2 separate regions of the Homo sapiens genome follow, and region 1 is linked to region 2. A link is an interaction called in ENCODE POLR2A ChIA-PET data of the cell type or tissue named here. Cell type or tissue: PC-3. All regions are shown on one strand. Each heading gives the region's core, and the rest is flanking DNA. Links, peaks and the distances in the headings are about the cores only.

The links. ChIA-PET counts read pairs that join two places held together with the same protein. Peaks named below come from ENCODE experiments on the same cell type or tissue, not always from the same donor. Only the 100,000 strongest peaks of a DNase experiment are listed, where the experiment ranks them.
Region 1: POLR2A ChIA-PET joins it to region 2 with 12 read pairs; 2 of 35 experiments call an interaction of 5 or more read pairs at or near these places.

Annotation. Positions count from the first base shown.
Region 1 is chr6:119,035,371-119,038,294 of GRCh38, reverse strand. The region is part of intron 1 of FAM184A (family with sequence similarity 184 member A); the gene reads left to right. Among named protein-coding and RNA genes, the nearest start is that of MIR548B, 32 kb to the left of the region's middle. In PC-3, for the core only: no CTCF peak of the experiment used is centred there; no DNase peak of the experiment used is centred there.
Region 2 is chr6:119,121,746-119,124,669 of GRCh38, reverse strand. It overlaps a transcript of FAM184A not described here. Among named protein-coding and RNA genes, the nearest start is that of FAM184A, 45 kb to the right of the region's middle. In PC-3, for the core only: no CTCF peak of the experiment used is centred there; no DNase peak of the experiment used is centred there; H3K27ac peaks cover 561 bases.

The DNA of each region.
Region 1 (2,924 bases), core at 111-2,610, 86 kb after region 2:
CAGGTTCAATTGCCTCTGACACTCTGTGTCCAGCATCCCCAAGCCTACAGTTTCTTTAGCTCATTTTCTCTATTTGTTTGTTTGTTTATTTTTTTTACTAGTGTAGGAGAGATTACTGTCCTGTCTGCTTGATTCAGGTGACAGCTGGGGGTTTAACTGCCCTTTGCAAACTAGAAAACAACCTCCTGTTATCAGCCTCTTATCTCGGCTCCCCACCTGCTCCTCTTGTGTTTCTAGGGCTGTGCTGGACAAGTCAAATTTCTTCTTAGTGATTTTTCTCTCTCTCAACACTAAGGTTTTACCTTCTTGTATTCTGACAAATTATTTCGTATTTCCTCATTTGCTTTCTGTCCTCACATATTGAGATTCAGGTAAAGATGCCTCGTAGATAAAACTTTATCCAAGATAAGAGTTTACCTTTTTCTTATTTTCTTTTTTGCTTTGGACTGCTTTTCAAGAAGAGAAAAAGGTAGTTTTTGACTTCATTTTCTTGCTTGTTGATTTTCTAAAGTAAAATTTTGAAGGTTGAAACTTATCAGTGTCTTCTGTAGTATAAAACGCAAAAAGAAATGGCTTTGCCAATGCTTAGCAAATATTATTTTTACGTATTCTAAATTAAGTTATACTACCACAATTAACCTATGTGACTGTTATTTTATTATTAATTTTTCTTTTTTATTTGTTATTGGATGTTGTCATTTTTTATTCCAAAGGGCAAAACACAGTTTTGGTGTTGCCATCTCATTCAAGAATATTGATGGTGTTTGTATTGGTTAGATAGCAAACAGTGAAGGCATGTTATCAGAATAAACCAATGAACTATTATCAAAGCCAGGTGTAGTGGCACATGCTTGTAGTCCCAGCTACTCAGGAGGCTGTGGCAATAGATCACTTGAGCCCAGGAGTTCAAGGCCCAGCCTGGGCAACATAGTGAAGCCCTGTCTCTTAAAAAACTTAAAAACAAACAACAACAACAAAAAAACCCCTCACAACTGCTATCCTTTTGTCCTGCTGTCAAACTATGATATTTAATTGACTGTAAGATGAACCCTGATTTAAGAAATGTTCAAATGTGAAAGAAAAAAATCTGTCTTAGAACCATTGCCTAGTACCATTGTAGGCATACAAACAGAAAAATATACAGAGATTCTAAATCTTAAAATTACTATAAAGACACTTTTTCCAGTTAAATTTCAGGGACAAATTAATAACTAGGAAGTTTTTAACTTTAACTGACATTCCATGGCACTCATTCTCTCAGTGTCCAGGATTATTGGGCCACACCAACCACAAAAATCATTCACATTTTGTGCCTTAACTGAAGTTGCTTTCCTCGTAGTTCTTGACAACTGACTTTGCCCTTTTATGCCTTTCTAATTACTGCAATCTTTATCCAGTTCTTTCTACTGAAAACTTATTATGCCATGTCACAGTATTCTGTACTATACAGCTTGACACTTAATATATATTATCTAAAAATTGTCTGCCATTATATTTTATGCCAAAATAAAAATATGTTTTATTTTGAGCAGGTCTATTTTGAGAAAGATTAAGAACATTCATACTTTTCTTTGCCAGAATGCATATAAAAAAGTACTGAGCATTCACAAAATGTTTGTTGTTTTGATTTTTGTTGTTGTTGAAGTATGGTAGCACAGATCCCATTGCACAGATCCTGAATCATAGCTGTATAGTAGGACTTCTGCTTGCTGTTTGAGAATTCAAGTTAAATCTGGGGAAACAGATGTATTCCACATTACCATACACAAAGATACCTCCAACATTATTAGACTTTATCAATATTTTCCAAAAGATTTCCCAGCAATAATTATAGAATCATACAGCGAGGAAATATATCTTTAAAGACAATTTCCCAATGCAATTGGATTTTAAAGTTCTTTTAAAATTAGAGTTTTATAGTGCCCTTGGCTTAAGTAAAATCCAAATGAGCTCCTTTTGTGAACTGTCTTGTAAATGTTTCATTTGGACACACATCTGTTGCTGACATTCATTTGATTACATAATGTACGAAGAATGGCTTTTGTCTTTTGATTTTCCTTTCTAGTTAAAAAAAAAAAGACACTGGACCGAGGGGAAAAAAAGACGTGAATCATTTATGGGGCTGAACTATTCTGTGTAGGTAGCATTTGTTCCCATTCTATTCACGTTGAACTCCAGATCTTCAGTGCATCTCTCTAGTAGATCCTGTTCTAGTCATTAATAGGAAATAGATAAGTGACTCAATATTTTATATTAATATGGTGTCAACGAAAAGAGTCAAACTCTGTAAAATATTTGAAAAGATGTATTCTGAGCCAAATATGAGTGACCAATGTCCCCTGACATAGCTCCAGGAGATCCTGAGAACATATGCCCAAGGTGGTCGGGCTATAGCTTGGTTTTATACATTTTAGGGTGGCATAAAACATAAATCAGTACACGTAAGATGTACGTTTGTTCCATTGGGAAAGGTGCGACAACTTGAAAGGAGGGTGACAGGGTGGGGGTTTCTGGTCATAGGTGGATTCAAAAAAAATTTTTTTTGGCAGCTGGTTAAAAGCGTTGTTACCTAAAGACCTAGGAGTGTCTGGGTTAAGATAAGGTTGTGGAGACGAAGGTTTTATCATGCAGATGAAGCCTCCAGGTGGCAGGCTTCAGAGCTCTTATCAGACCTAAAAAGATACCAGACTCTTAGTTAATTCTCTCCCGGATCAGGGAGAACACCTGGAAAGGGAGGGGGATTCTCCACACAATGTAGATTTTCCCCACAAGAGACAGTTTTGCAGGGCCATTTCAAAATATGTCAAATAAATATATTTTGGAGTGAAATACTTCAGTTTCTTTCAGGGCTTGCTGTGCGTCCTGTAAACCTGGCTGGAATTTGGTGTCTTATTGCTACAAAAAGTCTGGTTCATCAGTCTTAA
Region 2 (2,924 bases), core at 109-2,608:
AAAAAAAGACCTCTACTACCAGGTTGTAACTTCCTTATTATACCCATTATCATTTAGATGAACCCTTTGTAAGCAATGATTTCAGCATGACTCATTTTAACAGCATATAATGGTCTTTTTAATAGAGTATGAGAAGGCTTTTACACCCCCAGGTAAAATTTTATAAATAAATGTAGATTTTTAAAATTATAATTACAATTACTGGCAGAAAGTTAAAGCCAATGGGATAGTTATAATCATTATTGCCTTGATTTAAACATTTAAGAGATGCCTTATAAGTTTCAACATAACTCTACAATTTACATAAAACATTGCCAGTCAATAAAAGTTGTTGAACTTACAAGAAGAATGTTGATACTGTAAAGCTATTTACATAGTTGACATATATAAGAAGTTTTCAAGGCTAAGAACTAGAGTAAGAGCAATGCTGCCAGAATTTAAGTTGTTTGAGGCCAGATAATTAAACCAAATGAAACAAAAGATAAAAATCCTTTGAACTAAAATATTTCTTTAGCTGTCATCTTTAACTGCATAAATACTGATTGGCTAAGACTATGAATAACTGAGAATATTTTAAATTTAAAAAAAGAATAAAATGAGAAATTTCAAAGTGGATATTATAACCAGCAACATAGAGTTCCATAAATAGCAATAGTCACTATGTTTTGGGAGTGTGCAAAGTTGTATCTTGGAGTGTGCTTTGTAAATGTTTGTGTCTGAAGATGTATCTAAACTTGCATTTTACAACTGTAATGTAATGGCACAATCAGCAAATGGCTAACTTCAAATTTAAAATAGAGTAGAGAGGAAACAAATGTTTCTGAATATATTTCTCTACAGTATATAACTGTCCATATTTATTTCTTAAGATTCTGTGACCCAAACACCTATACATACTGCAAATAGCATAAACAGCAATCAACTTGTCAACATAAACAATGGTAAACTAAAAATAAAACTCCAAGCCTCCAACGGACTGAATGGATCATCTCTTTGCCAAGGGGACCCCTGAGTAACGTTGAAAACAGAGTTCTCGGCCCTGATGGGAGCCGGGGTCAGACTCCCTTCCTTGCCAACCATGATTGGGCTTTCTTCCCTAAGGGCCTAACAGAACTCAACACTTTCAAAAGTTAAAGCCAATGGAATAGTTATAATCATTATTGGCTTGATTTAAACATTTAAATCATGTTTAAAATCATGTTACCCCTGACGTGAACCAACCACCCAACACTGCCCCTACTGTTTTTGTTTTTGTTTGTTTGTTTGTTTTTTGGTATTTTTGAGATGGAGTCTCACTCTGTCGCCCAAGGTAGAGTGCAGTGGCATGATCTCGGCTCACTGCAACCTCCACCTCCCAGTTTCAAGTGATTCTCCTGCCTCAGGCTCCCTAGTAGATAGGATTACAGGCCTACACCACCAGGCCCGGCTAATTTTTATATTTTTAGTAGAGATGGGGTTTCACCATGTTGGCCAGGCTGGTCTCAAAATTTCTGACCTCAAGTGATCTGCCCACCTCCACTTCCCAAAGTGCTGGGATTACCGGTGTGAACCATCCCCCCGCCTGCCCCTACTGTTTTGCCTGAGACCACAGACCATGGAGTGGTTCTGGCCAGTCCATGGAGAATGCACAGTAAGGGTTTTCATGTCCTCTGCTTCACTTTGTGACATTAGAGGACTGAAAACTCCACCCTCAGATCACTGCCTTTTTTTTTTTTTTTTTTTTTTTTTTTTTTTTTTTTTTTTTTCAGACAGGGTCTTCCTCCGTTGCTCAGGCTGGAGTACAGTGGCATGATCTCGGCTTACTGCAACCTCCACCTCCCAGGTTCAAGCAGTCCTCCCACCTCAGCCTCCCGAGTAGCTGGGACCCGAGTAGATGCATGCTACCATGCCCAGCTAATTTTTGTATTTTTTGTAGAGCCAGGGTTTTGCCATGTTGCCCAGGTCGGTGTTGAACTCCTGAACTCAAGCAATCCACCCCCTTCAGCCTTCCAAAGTGCTGGGATTACAGGCAGGAGCCACCGCGCCCCTCCCAATGCCATTTTTTGAACATGGAGAAGAAGCAGGAAGCTCAGTTGTGCATGTGCACGTTTCTCCTTTCATAAATATTCATGACTCCTTTTACAGCTTATTGAATATGTATGTTTGACCTCTCTACTTGGCATACATTCCTGTTCCTTTTGCCCTCCTCTGAAGTATCTGTTTCTGGCTTCTGGCCACAGACTATGCTTCCCAGACTGTCAGAAAGGCCACCTTGCTGGCTACAACCCTTTGTAAAAAATAAAGTCTCCTCTTCTACTCTTCTAAATTGATAAATTGTATTTTTTTTAAGTTAACACAGCAGAGGCATAAAAAAGGAGCTTGCTCTTGTTAGACCAACAATATCTGAATTCCTCTAGAAACCCTATTAATGCAAGACATTCCCTTCAGAGGCCTTTTTCCGCTTCTCCCTGACCACTAAGGCTGGAGGTCCAGAATGGAGAGGGCTGTCTCTGTAGTGCTTCTAGAAAGATCTATATCCCCACAGAGAAAGAGCAGTAGCACTCCAAAGAGATGGATTAATTAATTCACTCTGATAGAAAAGAGTTGCACTAAAAAGTTCCAAGCTGGTCATGGTGGCTCCTGCCTGTAATCCCAGCACTTTGGGAGGCCGAGGTGGGAGGACTGCTTGAGGCCAGGAGTTTGAGACCACCCTGGCCAACAACTGCATCTCTATAAAAATAAATAAGTAAAGAAACAAACAAGTAAATAAATAAAATAAAAAGTTACCAAGAGTCTACATAGAAAGGATAATAAATAGGGCCAAATTATGTTAAGCACTGTGTCACTTATCTTGGTAAAGCAGCGTTCAATACTGTTCTTTTTAACTGACAGTTCAGATCTTCATGCCTTTTTAAGAAATCACTTTGCCTTATTCTCAAACCACT